Linked DNA regions of Homo sapiens: region 2 is linked to region 1. Evidence: chromatin loops called from intact Hi-C (ENCODE). Cell type or tissue: PC-3. All regions are shown on one strand. Each heading gives the region's core, and the rest is flanking DNA. Links, peaks and the distances in the headings are about the cores only. Region 1 holds the start of GLIPR1-AS1 (GLIPR1 antisense RNA 1). Region 2 has its middle 150 kb from the start of ATXN7L3B.

Region 1 (7,885 bases), core at 1,933-6,932:
TAAGTTCTAGAATGATTTTAATAAAGTCATTTATGATACTTAGTTGTGCATTCCAAACTGTAAAGGAAAAGGTAAAAAATGCTACTTAAAAATAAGCTAAAAACCAAGACAGTCGGTGAGGTCTGTGGAAATGGTAGTATTCATCTTGGGAGAAACATGCTACTGGAAAGGCCTGGATTTGTCTAGATGGGAGTCATTAAGACTGTGGGACCTAAAGTATTCAGCACAATAAAGCAACAGGACATTTCAATGTTTTCCCTGGTAGCCTGAGAGAGAAGAGGGTTGGGGTTATGGGACCCAGGGGAAGACCGAAGACAAATCTTTAAAGAAAAAGATAAATATGGGTAAGGGTCCCTAAGGCAGTGACGGCCTAAGCACACTGGTACTATCTTGACTATCTTGTGGTCAAAGTTATTTCCTCTTCTGTGCTATAATCCTCTCCTCCACTAATCCACTCTGAGTAAAGATCTGTTACACACCATACCCTTGTTCATGGTGCCCAGGGGAAATGAAGAGGAGAGTATTACAGGCAACTGGAAGATTAAGCATCCCAGACCCCATTCTGAGGTATCAGAAATATTGAGGAGGATACTGGACTTCCTAAGATTATGTGGAATGGGGGCCTACAACTTTTTGTGTATAGGAAAATAATACCTCAGAGGGCAGAGGGCAAAGGGAAATGAGGACATTCCTAACTGGTCTCTCTGTTTTACCTTTTATGCTCCTCTAATCCATTTTCCATCCAGACTGATGTCCAAATTTAAAGGTCTCATCGCTCCCCTGCTTAATATACTTGAATGACTTCTTATGTAAACTTTGTCATGATCTAAAAGTTCCCGCTAGATCTGCAACTGCCTTCCTCCCCCCGTTTCATCTGTTTAGCAGACCGAGGGCACCAGTCTCTGTGGTTTAAACTTGCCAAACTTTTCTTCACGGAAGTTTTGCTGTTCTTTTCTCCACTAGACAGCTGTTCCAGAAGTTCTTATGTCTGATTCCTTCTCATTCTTCATGCCTAAGCTTAAATATAACACAAGAAGCCCTTCCCTGATTATTCTAAACAGGGGCCTTGCCTATTGATAGTTTCTATTACAGTATTATTTATAGTTCCTTAATTGCCCCATAATGATGCAGTTATTTTACTTGTATTTTTATTATCTGTTTGCCCCATAAATATTACTCTCATAAAGACAGAGACTGCCCTGTTCTCCTTTGGAGCTCAGTAAAACAAATATTTGTTGAATAAATGAATATTTGAAGTTAGTCTTTATGGAAGCATTATAACTTTGGTTGTAAGTTTTATAATTTAATATTGTTTATAACTCTGAAGATAAGTGAGTCTAAACCAGGAAAATTTACATTTATACTTTAATGAATAAAAATCATGAATACTTACAAAACATTCACTATTGCCAAGCATTATATATACCTAGTATTTTACAAAGCCTTCTCTTGTCACTTTCATAGCTACTCTAAGTGATGGGTCCTGTAACCCTGATCTATTGGAGGTTAAACTGAGATTCAGAGTTAACTTGTCCAGGGTCACACAGTAAATTAATTGTATCTTAACCATTAAAAATGTCATATGAGGCCGGGTGTAGTGGCTCATGCCTATAATCCCAGCACTCTGGGAGGCTGAGGCAGGTGGATCACTTTAGCCCAGGAGTTGGAGATGAGCCTGGGCAATATGGCAAAACTCTGTCTCTACAAAAAAATTAACTGGGCATGGTGGCATGTGCCTGTAGTCTCAGGTACTAGGAAGGCTGAGTTGGGAGGATTGCTTGAGCCTGGGAGGTTAAGCCTGCAGTGAACCGTAAGCGAGCCACTGTACTCCAGCCTGGGTGACAGAGTGAGAGACCCTGTCTCAAAAAAAAAAAAAAAAGTCATGAAAAGTTACCACTAACTGAATTATGGCTTTGTCTAGTTTTTTCTGGGTTTTCTTTATTTTCCAACTCTTAAGATATTAAGTCAAAGCTGTCATCTTCAGAATGACGCTTTGTCTCCTCCTTCACACCTACAGCACTCAGTCAGAGTATCGAGCATGTCTTCTGCACATTACACCAGGGAAATGGCTTTCTTTCAGCCAATCTCCAGGAATCCAAAAATTCAAAGGCAACAAATTAAAGATCATTATATATATTGCAAATGGTTAAAAACCTTTAAAATATAAAAACTTTTATAAATAAGAAAATCTAGTAGAAAAATGGTCAGCCCACATGATTCACAGAAAAAGGAATATAAATAGACAATTATGTGAAGAAATTTATAATTACTAGTAATCACAGAGATGCAAAAGAAAGCAAATGAAATGCCATTTCCATCAAATTAGAAAATACTAAGAAATTATAATACCTAGTACTGATGGTGAAATACAAATTGATATAATGGTGGAATGTAATTTGGCAATATGTACTTAAAACAAAAATGGTCACAGTCTTTACGTGCTAGTATCTCAAGGAATTATAGGGAAATAGAAGTGACTGAAGATACATATATGAGGTTGTTCATCATATATTAAATGAAAATATAGTGAACAATCTAAATTCTTCAACAGGATGGTGGTACCATCAAGAGCATGGACTCTGGAGCTAGACAGCCAGATCAAAGTCCATCAGTGATAGTCACTAACTGTAGAACTTTGGGCAGGTTGCTGACCCGTGTGTGCCTTGCTGTTCTCATTTGCCAAACAGGGGTAGTAATAGGAGCCATCTCATAAACTTCTGGTGAAGATTAAGTTAATATATGTGAAGCACTTTAACAGTGCTGAGAGCATTGTAAGCATTATATAAACAATCTATCATTTTTATGATTAAAATCACTTAAAATTTTGAAAAGGAAAATTTTTCACAGCATAATTTTAAGTGAAAAATAGAAAATGTATATTTTCAGTATGATCAGATTTCTAAATATGTGTATGACACAAGCACACATATGTAAGTTTAAAGAAAGTAGGAGGAAGGTGTTTGCCCTGTTTCCCAAAGTGGGAACTATATCTGTTTTAAAAACAACTGTCAAAAGTAAATGAAATAGGTTATATAAGTTGAGGAATCTGTTTTGCTTTGAAAATTGTGTAAAATTGCCAAGTTTCTAATAAACCAATAAATATAACATCAGTTCTTCCACTTTGTGGTATTACCATATACAATTTATGTCCCTGATGAATATTTTAGTCTTACCACTCTTAAAAATATGTGCGTATGTATTTAGGTAGTATATATAAAGGATGTACACACACACACACACCCTCTCTCTCTCCAAGAAAAATGTACCAGAATGTTAATTAAGTATATCTCTGGGCAGAAGAATTAAAGGTTATGTTAATTTTTTATTTATACTTTATCCAGATTTTCTATAATGAAGAGGAATACTGCTAAAATGTTTTTTTTTGTTGTTGTTTTTTTTTGCGGGGGGGGGGGGGCGTTTCCTATAAACCGGTTGATTCAGGCACTTACCCTGGTCCGTAGTTGCATATAAAATGTGCTCCATTGGAAAGAGCGTCAAAGCCAGAAACTTTAGGGCAAAATTGAACTGCGCAGCCAACTTTGTAACTATCTGCCCAAACAACCTGAAAGGAAATAAGGATTTTTAACAGAGAAAAACCATAAGATAAACATTGGGTATGATTAGGTCTTCATAAACATGGTGAGGTATACCACTCTAGTTAGAGTGCTTAAAACCCAGGAAGGTTTAGATACTCAGAAATCAGCTGGATAGACCTGTAGTTACCATTATTGGGGTGTGTGTGTGTGTGTGTGTGTGTGTGTGTGTGTGTGTGAAATAAGATAATTTTTGACAGTACAATGAAGAAATAAAACGGTAATGCAATAGGGAGTGATTGCTGGCAAGGTGATGCTGATTTTACTTGGGTGTTCAGAGGAAGCATTTGAACTGAGACTTGGACGACGAGGATGCAGCACTCAGGACAAACATTCAGGAAACTTAAACAATGGAGGAAGAGCATTCCAAGCAGAGGGAACACCAGGGAGAAAGGCCCTGAGATGGAATTTGCTTGGCATTATAGATTGGCAGGAAGAAAGCAAGTGAAGCCAAGATCTGATGAGTTGGAGAGAGTTGTAAGCAGTGAGGTCAAAGGCAGAGAAACCGATCAGGGAGATTCTTGTGAGTGCTATGTTCTTTTTCATGTCTTAGGTCACGAAGTGAACGGACTGAGAAGAGCAAGGGGAACAGGAAGCAGGTAATTTTGGAGGCTGTTTCAGTGGTACAAGAATGAAAAGATAGTGACTCACACGTGGGTGATGCCAGTGGAGCTCCCAAGAATGAATCAGGTTCATGGCTCAGCTTAGAGGTAAAGTTAAAAGGATTTTGAGTGTAGGGTAAGAGGGGAAGAGATAAAGTTTTGGTTTGGGGCCTGAGAAACATTTACTGAGATGGAGAAAACTAGGGAAGGAGGAGGGTAGGTGGGAGCGTGGGCAGGGGTTTTGTTCAGAATATGTTGATTTTGAGAGGCCTATTAGATATCAAGTGAAGATTAACTTGGTGGCTGCAGTCCAGAGGACAGGGTAAGGCTAGAGATGTAAATCTGGAAGACATGGAGCAAGATTAGATCACACAGGCAAATATAATAGATCAAGTAAATGAGAGTCTGGAATAATGAAAGCAAACACAAAACCAGCCTGCAAAACAGACTGAAGGAGTGGTCAGTGATGTAGGAGGGAAACCAAGAACAGAGAGACCTGCGCTGTTACATGGGATCCAGCACTCAAAAGAGCCCCATGCTTGGTTTAGATCAGTGCTGTCACATATTTTAGCACCTTTAGTGGTGCTTTTCTTTTGCTTTCTGAACAAAAGATTCCACATCATTTTGCAATGGGCTCCACAAATTCAATTATATAGCCCATCTTGACCAAGAGTGTTTGGTGTCACAAAAGCCTAAAGAAGAGAGTATTTAAAGGTGGATACAGCCAGCAATTAAATGCACTCATTTTTACAGCAGTACCAAATTACATTTTAAATTATTTTTTACTCATAAGTTTTTGAGCAATTTTGTCATAAGAACTGTGCCAAATACATTCAAAATTGAGTGAGCTAGAACCAGTGGGTACATTCACAAAACTTAGAAAAAAAGCAGTCATGAAACTCATCAGGTGAGGGTTTGACCACTGTGAATAGGCAGTGGAAGATGCTAAGGGCATATATGGCATGGTGCCTTTCTCTGAAGAAATGAGGTGGAGCTGGAGCTGGGATGAGCTGGTCTGGAGTCTTCCAGCAGAGGGCAACATCCTGTGTGATCCCTGGGTGGGACTGACCCATTCACAGAACTCAAAGAAAAGCCAGTGTGGCTGCAGAAAATGAAGAAGTTTACTTTAAAAATAAATGAAATTTACTCCCTGTATCAGGTGTTTGAACTAGAGCAACTCCATCTTGGTGTTGTGTTTTTTTGTTGTGGTTTTGTTTTTTTGTTTGTTTGTTTTTGAGACGGAGTTTTGCTCTTGTTGCCCAGGCTGGAGTGCAATGGTGCAATCTCGGCTTATTGCAACCTCCGCCTCCCAGGTTCAAGCGATTCTCCTGCCTCAGGCTCCCAAGTAGCTGGAATTACAGGCATGTGCCACCATGCCCGGCTAATTTTGTATTTTTAGTAGAGATGGGGTTTCACTATGTTGGTCAGGCTGGTCTCAAACTACTGACCTCAGGTGATCTGCCTGCCTCGGCCTCCCAAAGTGCTGGGATTACAGGCGTGAGCCACCATGCCCGGCCCTAACAACTCCGTCTCGAATAGGGGCTGGGTAAAATGAGGCTGAGACCTACTGGGCTGCATTCCCAGACGGTTAGGCATTCTAAGTCACAGGGGAGATAGGAGTTTGGCACAAGATACAGGTCAAAGACCTTGCGGATAAAACAGGTTGCAGTAAGGAAGCCAGCTAAAACCCACCAAAACCAAGATGGCGATGAGTGTGACTCTGGTGTCCTCACTGCTGCACTCCCACCATGACAGTTTACAAATGCCGTGGCAACGTCAGGAAGTTACCCTGTATCGTCTAAAAAGGGAGGGCATGAATAATCTGCCCCTTGTTTAACATATCATCAAGAAATAACCATAAAAATGGGCAACCAGCAGCCCTCAGGACTGCTCTGTCTATGGAGTAGCCATTCTTTTATTTCTTTTCTTTCTTAATAAACTTGCCTTCACTTTACGGACTCACCCTGGATTTTCTCGCGCGAGATTCAAGAACCCTCTCTTGGGGTTTGGATCCCGACCCCTTTCCTGTGACACCTGGAGGGAGAGTAGGAAGTGAGGCAAGAGGGGAGCTGAGGTTGGAGTCTCAGCTTCTCCAAGATTTAAAGGTGTGGTAGAAGTGGGGACGTGACTAGGGAGATGATGGGCAGAGTGTGGGCTGCCTTCTCCTTGGTTTGGCAACTGGAGAGGGTACCCTCCTTTGGCAAGGGCGAGTGTACTTCCCTACTCCATGATCTAAAAGGGGTGCTCCCTAGAAACATTTCTTTATCCCCAGGAACCCCCTGCGGGGAACTCCAGCCTGAACAGGCAATGAATCAGCTTAGGCCTCTGTCTCACTGCGAAAGCCCAGTTTTATAAGGGTTGTTAATCCTCAGGTTTGATCCTTAAACTTCTACTTTCTAATCAGTTTTGTTTTATTTTTAAAATTTCTTAATTTTATTCTATATCTCAAGTGATTTTATGTGGGGTCCTTTGTTTAAAATGATCTTGGGCCTGTCCCAGACCTACTGAATGCCAGTCACTGGAGTTGCTTTTGGGGTCTGCATTTTAACAAGTTCCTCAGGTAATTCCTATGCATGCTGTGTTCAGTGTTGTCTTTATTCCTTTATTGTCACCTTGGCTCATTTTATATTTTTATCCTTTGGTCTTCCAGCACTTTCTTCTGTAGCGTTGTTATATCAAAAGTATTCTTAATCTTTGGATCCCTTCCCCATTTTAATACTTTTTCCTCAGAAGTGTGCAAATGTTAGTTACCATTCATTTTGTGTGTTTTAGTTGGCCTCTTTTTTTAAAAGTCAGGTTTATTAGGGTATAATAAAGATACAATAACATTTATGATTTTTAGATGTACATTTCTATGAATTTTGACAAAAGAATACAGTTGTGTAGCCACTACCACATTCAAGATATAGAATATTTTTATCGCCCCAGAAAGTTCCCTTGAGCCCCTTTGTGGTCAACCCCCACCAGACCCCAGCAGTCATTAATCTGTTTCTGTAGTTTTGCCTTTTCCAGAATGTTATATGAATGGAATCAGTCTAAATATAGCTTTTTGAATCTGGCTTCTTTCACTTAGTATAGGCATTTGTTGTATTCATTTGTAGTCACTGCTTTTTATTGCTGAGTAATATTTATTACGTGGATGTAGCACAGTTTATCTATCCAAGTCAGTCTCTTTTTAAAAGCTTCATGGGCACTCTGGTTTTTGGTTAAACTTGTGGGCTTTGGAGCCACAAGGCTTGAGTTCATATTCAAGCTTTGCCACTTACAGTGTGACCTTGGTCTTAGGTTCCTTATCTATTAAATGAGGATAATAACAATACCAACTCCATAGGCCTATTTTGAAGTTTTAAATGAGCTTCTGGAACATAGCAAGCACTCAGCAAATATTCTTGTTTCATTCCCTTACCACTAAGTTTCTTAGGCTTAAAAATTCTTAACACTTTAATTTTTTTTTTTATCAGGCAGGTTTCTGTTGTATGTTTTCTTACTGTAGTAAACAAAAAACCATAATTATAAGCGCTACTCATTTTTGAGAACTTAGGTGTATCATTAAGCATTTTACATGTGACATCATGTTTAATCCTTATAAAGTGTTATTGCTCTTCCTTTTGTAGGTAAAAGATTGGAACCTAATTCTGCCTGGCCATGAAGTACTGTGAGGACAGTCCATGCCCTCAGCAAGATGCTTTT
Region 2 (7,885 bases), core at 1,438-6,437, 800 kb after region 1:
ATTGTCTATGTATATGCTAAAAATGAATTTAGTTTTTCATATTATAGTAAATTAAAATTTTTAAAGCTTCAACATGATCGTCAAATTATAAAAATGGATTTTTTCTTATATACTTGAGTTTTAAACTAAACTCCATATCCCCAACACATCTATTTTGTTGTGCTATTGATGAAAGCTATTGACGAGCTTTCATCAAGTTCATAAAATTATTAGGGTAAACGAAGATTATCTCTTCCCTCCCTTGATGCTCCCCTGCTCGCTTATCCTTGCAGAAGTGTGGATGTTTTCTATTCTCTGGAAAATTTGAAATGGAAAGATTCTCTACTCAGAGGGAGAATCTTGTTGAAAGTGGGATAATTTAATCTGTATACTTAACCATGAAAGTCTGGCTCTGAATACTAAAATAACTGAAGGAATAATTAAGAATTTACTTTTACTCATTTCCTTTTTCCCTCATCCCAACTCCTGATGGTCAGAAGAACTAAAAATTCATTTCAAGCAAAACTGAACAGTGTAAGAACGCACCTACTGATGGAGACCCTTCCTGAACTAGTTCATTCAGATGATCCTATAAGAAAGGCCACTAGCTGACAAGGCTACTCATGCACACAGAGTTTGCAATAGTGCTATTCTTAAATATGAAGGAACAGCCAAGTATTATCAGGCAATTGAAGAGAAATCTCTAACATTATTAAATGAGATAAACATACAAAAAAATAAAAAAAAGAAACTCAAAATAATTAAAAACACAGAAATGTGTGAGAGTGGATGAGGGCATATTGACCTAGGCTTATTTTTTCTAATAATGTTAAATATATATATTCCAGTATTTCTAACACTTTAATTTATTGATTTTTTAAGAAATCAAGACTTTTAACACTTAAAGAGCACTTAATAAATATTATTTATTATTTTAAGTGTTTTTGTTTATCCTATTCATGAAATGTATTATATTAGGGAATATCAATACCTTTATATATAATTTACTTTATATTTTATTTTAGCTTATTTTATAGCTCGTTAGATCCTTCTCATCCAATTATTTTTCACATTTTGAATTGATGTTTGTCTATTAGTCTTTTATGAATACTTATTGCTATTTCATCAGAGTTGTATCTTCTTAATTCATAATGATGCACTTTTTAAAATTTTTCTTTAGTTTCTTACTAAATCATCTAAAGGCCTGCATTTTCTCTAAGTCTTCATGGTGGTGTTTTCTTTTCTGCCTTGATGTAATTTTTCTTAGGCCTATATTGTACTTTTGTTTTTGTATTTGTTCTTAAAATTCACATAGGGCAGAGATTCAGCTAAACTCTATTATCTGCCCTTCGGGTTGCATGATGGTTCTTTATTGCAGTACTGTGTTTTGTTATGGTTTTTGTTTGTTTGTTTTCTCACGGTAGGCTCTTTTCATCTCTTTTTAAGACTTTCTGCTGGAGAGCGTATTGATAATCAGTTGTGACCAAGAAGACCTTGCCGTTCCCTTCAGCTTGATTAAACATTAATTTAATTAATTTAGCTCCTTGACTCTAGGCCTCTGTCCTCCCTTTTCTTAGAGCGTTTACTTTAGGAGATTTTTAATTTTAAATTGCTTTTCTGGTCCTCGGAAATGTATTTTTAAAAGCCTCTTGCCAGTTACACAATTCAGGAATGTTTTTCCTAAGAACCTGGGAGCCACCTCTTTGAACCATAATCACCAAAAGAGATAGTGTCTCTGTCTCCCAGCTTCTGTGGGAAAGCAGGAGCCTAACTTTGGAGGCAAGGCCCCTTGTTCCAAGTTGCAAAAGTACCTCCTGTCATAAAAATATGAGAGAGTTTGCTTTTCCCTGAGGTAATGCCAATTAGCCGACAAAGGGCAGCCCGCCTCAGCTCCCCCAACCTCAGCAGCCTCAACCTCAGCTCCTAAAAACTCTCCAGCCCTGGGTTTCACTGGAGTTGAGTTCCAACTGAGTTCTGGCCTCTCTCTCCTATTACAATCATCTTGAATAAAATCTTCCTGGCCTGTTTGACTTTGGTGCAATTTTCATTTTGACATGTGTTATAGCTCAATTATCCTAAGCTTTCATTTAGAAAGATTTTGCTGTCTTTAGATGAGATGACCACTTATTGTTTTCCTTTTTTTGTTTGTTTTATTGGGAACCTGCATAATACCCGGGATGAAATGTATCACTCCACTTTTGTCTCCCTTGTCATCTGGGAGGCACAATCTCTGACTAGATTCAGCAAGAGGTATCAGTGCAGTGAAAGAAGAGTTTTCTAACTTTCTCCTAAAGTTTCAATGATGCAGAAAAGGAAGCCAAAAGGAAGACAAAAGCAGCTCGACTTTCCTTCTTCTTCCTTACTTTTTCAATTTTTTAAATTTTTAGTTACATAAAACATCTCTAATGAGATGAAGAGATGTGTCCACTTAGTCCCCAGGACATTTAAATATTGAGATTAACACATTATCTTTATTGTAAGGATGTGGGTCACTTCTTACAAATTTTGAGAACTAAAAATAATATGCTCTTGAGAGCACACTGATTTACACTCCCATTTACATCAAAGTGAACTAGAATATTTCAAGGAGGAAAATAGTAAGATGGTAGAAATCCCTGGCTGGAACAGGAGATCATTTCAGATACTAACATAATTATACAGGTGACTTAATAAAGGTTCTCACTAAAGATTGGAAATGTGGATGAATAAAATGCGATGGATTCAAGAGGCTTTTGGAGATAGATTTGACATGAATCTGTGATTAAGTTTTGTGGGCAAGGATGAAGGAGGGAATAATTATGTCTAAAGTTTCTAGGGGTCATGGTGGATGATCATGAACAAAACAAGAGCCAGTATGTGGTATATTAGGAAGATAATTTGTTTCTAATCTTGGCTCTGCCTCAACAAATTGCATGACCTTATGAAAGTCTATTAAAATCTTGAGTCTCTGTTTATTCATTCAGTAAAGAGGTGGTATTCTTGAATAAATTAATCACTTTCACAGTGAGTGATCGCTTTCAAATCAGGGTAACAGGCATTTATCTAGCATCTAGTGTGTGGTCATTTTAGCCTGAGCATTGAGAGAGAGACAAATTAAACAAAGTACATTTATAAAGTGGAAGAATACTATTTACTCACATGATGCATTTATAAAATAATGAAGCTAGAATTATTGAAATTCAATTTTTATACTACAAATGGTAGATACTATAGAAATTTAATTATTGTAGAACAGATCAATAAAGAATTCACATTTTACATTAAAGAATCTTAAAATGCACCCATGAAAATGCTGCTTCAAAAGGTTCTAATTATGAAGAGATTATTTGAGAACTGAGGTGGATAGATAAAATAGCAACGATAATAAATTTTATAATTTTTACGACAGGGAAAGAGCAGAGCCAGTTTTAAATTCAGTTGTATCAGATTCCAAAATTCATGCATTTCAGTCTGTATCTTGTTAGGCTTCAGTATTACATAATGTACTTCAAGAGTTAAAACAGCTATTGCCTTCTTTACTTGGAGTAAAACAAATGCATTGGCCCTATTCTCAAGATTGTGTGTGATTATTTGCAACTAATATTTAAGACCAACTAACATATTATTTCAGTATAATGTTTTCGTCATTTAAGTTTTTGAAACAAATGCCAGTTAATAAGAAAAAAATTACCAGTAGAAATGTATTTAAGAATTGAGTTATGCTGCCATCTAGTGATGATTTGCTGCTGATATTGCTTGAGTATGCCAATTCCACCACCAAAAAAATCAAGTGAATTAAAGCTTTTTGTAAGTGCAAAAAGAAGGCTAACAAAACTATTAAACAGGTGAACATAGATTTGCATCACAAGGCTCACACAAATTAATGTTAGAGCAAAAATATAAAGTAATACTAAAATAATACTAATGAAAATCTTTATTTTCTTTATCTTCTGAAAAGTGTATCAGTTTACATACAAAATATAATGAAGTCCTTGAGTAGAATATCCACACCTTTTTTTTAATGGATTTTAGATTTTTCTTTTATTAGTTAAAATAAATACTCTTCATCATTTATACTTTATCTCAGTTTAGATAGATTATATTTTAAGGAAAACAGCTTCTTTCTGCCTACTGTGGAAGTGAGAATAAGAGTTAAGAACATTAAAATGAAGCAGAGAGGTGGCCTTGCGAGGGTCACAGGCAGAGAAGGAAGCAGCAAGGAGAGTGGAGAATAAAAAAGGATTTGTTCTTAAAGTCAATTTGGTGCAGTACCCAGGAGAACTCAAAAATTGATGGGGAAATGCTGCAGGAAGTCAGGGACCCCGAACAGAGGGAGTGGCTGAAGCCATGGTAGAAGGATGTGGATTGTGAAGATTTAATGGACATTTATTAGTTCCCCAAATTAATACTTTAATAATTTCTTACACCTGTCTTTACTGCAATCTCTGAACATAAATTGTGAAGATTTCATGGACACTTATCACTTCCCCAATCAATACCCTTGTGATTTCCTATGCCTGTCTTTACTTTAATTTCTTAATCCCATCATCTTCATAAGCTGAGGAGGATGTATGTCACCTCAGGACCCTGTGATGATTGCATTAACTGCACAAATTATTTGTAGAGCATGTGTGTTTGAACAATATGAAATCTGGGAACCTTGAAAAAAGAACAGGATAACAGCGATGTTCAGGGAACAAGAGAGATAACCTTAAACTCTGACTGCTAGTGAGCCGGGTGGAACAGAGCCATATTTCTCTTCTTTCAAAAGCAAATGGGAGAAATATCGCTGAATTCTTTTTCTCAGCAAGGAACATCCCTGAGAAAGAGAATGTGTCCCTGAGAGTAGGCCTCTGAAATGGCCGCTTCGGGGGCAGCCATCTTTTACGGTTGAAGCTGTAGGGATGAAATAAGCCCCAGTCTCCCGTAGCACTTCCAGGCTTATAAAGACGAGGAAATTCCCGCCTAATAAATTTTGGTCAGACTGGTTGTCTGCTCTCAAACTCTGTCTCCTGATAAGATGTTATCAATGACAATGTGTGCCCGAAACTTCATTAGCAATTTTAATTTTGCCCCGGTCCTGTGGTCCTGTGATCTTGCCCTGCCTCCATTTGCCTTGTGATATTTTATTACCTTGTGAAGCATATGATCTCTGTGACCCACACACTATTCGTACACTCCCTCCCCTTTTGAAAATTGCTAATTAAAAACTTGCTGGTTTTATGGCTTAGGGAGCATCACGGAACCTGCCAACATGTGATGTCTCCCCCGGACACCCAGCTTTAAAATTTCTCTCTTTTATACTCTGTCCCTTTATTTCTCAGACCAGCTGACACTTAGGGAAAAATAGAAAAGAACCTATGTGACTACTGGGGGTAGGTTCCCCCAATAGGGAAACTTTAAGGAAGAATCTAATAGGAACCTAGTAGCAGGGGTCTCAAGGCATTGTAACTGGTGTATTACACAAAATAAATGCACAGGATTTCAATTTCTAATAATCAAATCTGAAACTACTCTAGACCTATTAGATATAGATTCTGATTCAATTTCAGACAATCAAATCTGAAACTACTCTAGGCCTATTAGATACTGATTCTGGTTTACAGGTGATTATTATGTGATGATAGAGATCTGTAGCCTTAAAGGGTGGCATATGGAAAACAGTTGTAAGAAAAGAGGAGAAACAGGAGAGAGAGGAGATTCTGAAGCTCTAAAATACATTCAACACATTCATTTCCTTTTTCAGTGCATTGGAATTACTAACGAATGAGATGCTAAGCATTGTGTTAGGCACTGTTATATATTAAACTCCTACGTGCTGTTAAGAAATTTGTAACGGAGTCACAGAGAAAGACAGCTGTAAGTTATTTATTGAATATGCCAAATGTGGGAGGCAAAATCAGAAGAATACTACTGTTTTGTCCTCTCCTACCACTACCTACACACTCACTCTCCCGGATCTCCATGCCCAACCTCTTAGCAACATTTTGGGGAAATCCATAATTCTCTGGTAATATGGGGCTATTAACATTAGAATTCAATTAGAATTGTCCAGTTTAAAAATGTACCACAACGTATAAACTAATCTGAGTTAAAACCTACTCTCTCGCCTACTTCAGTGTTTCTTCCCCATAATCACTGGGAATCATAGAATCATAGAACTTCATATTGAAAAGGGCTTTAAAGGAAAAGAGAATGACAACTCAGCCTTTACTTGTGGCCCTGGACTCAACAGGGAGAGCAAAAGGCAGGCCCTGGAAATTTTTTTTTCTCATTTGCTCTCATTATTTGATTTCCTTTCCCATCAGCTGTTCTACTGTTGACTTCTACAGGACAGTGTTAGAAGAAGGGATGAGAGAAGTAAAAAGAAAGGCCTTTTGATTTGGCTTGTGCTATTTGTTGTTTCTTTGTTGTGGTAGGAAATCAAATGATAGCTTTCTATCACAGAAAAATGCTGGATACCTCAGAGACACCTTTCCACACTCTGTAATGTGCAAGAACTCTTTCTAATTTGTGACTTCAAATGTTTACTGTCACTCACTCTCTTGCCTATAAGCTCCAGGAGGGCAGAGACCATCTATTTTGTCACTGCTGTATACCAAACACTAATATAGTGCTCTGTGTTTGTGTTTGAGCACTGGGAATCATAGAACTTCATATTGAAAAGGGCTTTAAAGGAAAAGAGAATGACAAATGGGCTCCAGTTCAGGTAAAAGCAAACTGAGGACAGTTTGATAGTTTGATGAGAAAAAGGAAATGTATGCTGATCTTTTAACATACATCTAGTTATGGACTTTATTTGGTTAGCTAACTGGTCGAGTCTATGTTCTATTCTCCACCACTGTGTGGAGATTCACCTACAAAACATGTCCTGGGAGGTGGGAAAGGATAGTGTTCACCTTTCAGGACAACCCACAAAGAAAACTCATACAGTCCACCTCAATGGTTTCCAAGGAAAATCCTACAGTAACTTTAGATTAAAATTCCACTTAAAGTTTAGGAACTCTTGAAGGGAGTGTTTGATTTGGTAAGGTCTGATTTTGGCTCATTTTGTTCTGGAATTTTAAATCAATTTATGGCAAGATTTTAAAATGAACCTCTTCCAACTGACTCTATATAATACAGGAGTTGAAAGAAAAGATAAGTTAAAAGGAATATTTGAAGAGGAGCAGGACAGCAGCGTTGCCCACCACTCTACTGTACAGGCTTGTGGGGTTCAGGACTGAAGTCACACACCTCATGTGTGTTAAACACAGTAAGAATTTCTTCAAAGGTTTAGCTTGTCCAAGTTCCCTTGTTCTTTGTTTCCTGCTTTCAAGGCCATACTTTCTTACTCTTTCTGTCTCCCTGTCCTGGTTTCAGTAAACAACTCCCCTGTCAGTCCTTATCTCCAGAGCCTACATTCCACATCTGCTGCTCACCCTGTAATTTACCCTTCCTGCCACAATGGCTCGTCCCGCCAAAACTGCCCTTTCCACCAGTGTAACCCCCTTCCTGCTCCCTTCAAATTAGCTAACCACGACCAGTTTAGATTGTGCGGTCCAGCTCCAGCGAGTGGAGACAGGACACAGTAGTAGAAACCAATTGCATTAGAAATAAAAGCCCCTGCTTTCCTTTGTTCAGTGTGTTCTCACCATTGCTCCATCTGCAAGATGCGCCTTTCTATAGAAGTAAATTGCCTTGCTGAGAAAACTTTTGCCTGAGTGCTATTTTCACTTGGCAGCACTGAGCATTTACTTCCAACATGTGGCTACTGAGCAGAGAAATGTGGACAGTCCAAGTTCAGATGTGATGTGAGTGTAAAGTACACTTTGGACTTTGAAGACTTGGTACAAAAAAAGTTAAGTATCTCTAATATTTTTATGTTGATTATAATTTGAAATAATATTTTGGATATATTGAATTAAAATATATTATTAAGTTCATT

Evidence for each region. Peaks named below come from ENCODE experiments on the same cell type or tissue, not always from the same donor. Only the 100,000 strongest peaks of a DNase experiment are listed, where the experiment ranks them.
Region 2: it touches region 1 in a loop (12-fold over the local background); 20 of 110 quality-filtered maps call a loop at or near these places.

What each region holds. Positions count from the first base shown.
Region 1 is chr12:75,486,083-75,493,967 of GRCh38, reverse strand. GLIPR1 (GLI pathogenesis related 1) reads right to left here. Exons shown (of 6, transcript NM_006851.3): 3 at 3,450-3,562. KRR1 (KRR1 small subunit processome component) reads left to right here. Exons shown (of 10, transcript NM_007043.7): 10 at 1-3,105. It overlaps GLIPR1-AS1 (GLIPR1 antisense RNA 1), which reads left to right and starts at 4,147. Exons shown (of 2, transcript XR_007063373.1): 1 at 4,147-4,192; 2 at 7,810-7,885. RefSeq lists enhancers at 5,826-6,325, 6,326-6,827. In PC-3, for the core only: a CTCF peak has its summit at 5,214 (motif pointing right); a DNase peak (open chromatin) is centred at 4,217; H3K27ac peaks cover 1,207 bases.
Region 2 is chr12:74,685,059-74,692,943 of GRCh38, reverse strand. No RefSeq gene overlaps it. Among named protein-coding and RNA genes, the nearest start is that of ATXN7L3B, 150 kb to the right of the region's middle. In PC-3, for the core only: a CTCF peak has its summit at 3,688 (motif pointing left); no DNase peak of the experiment used is centred there.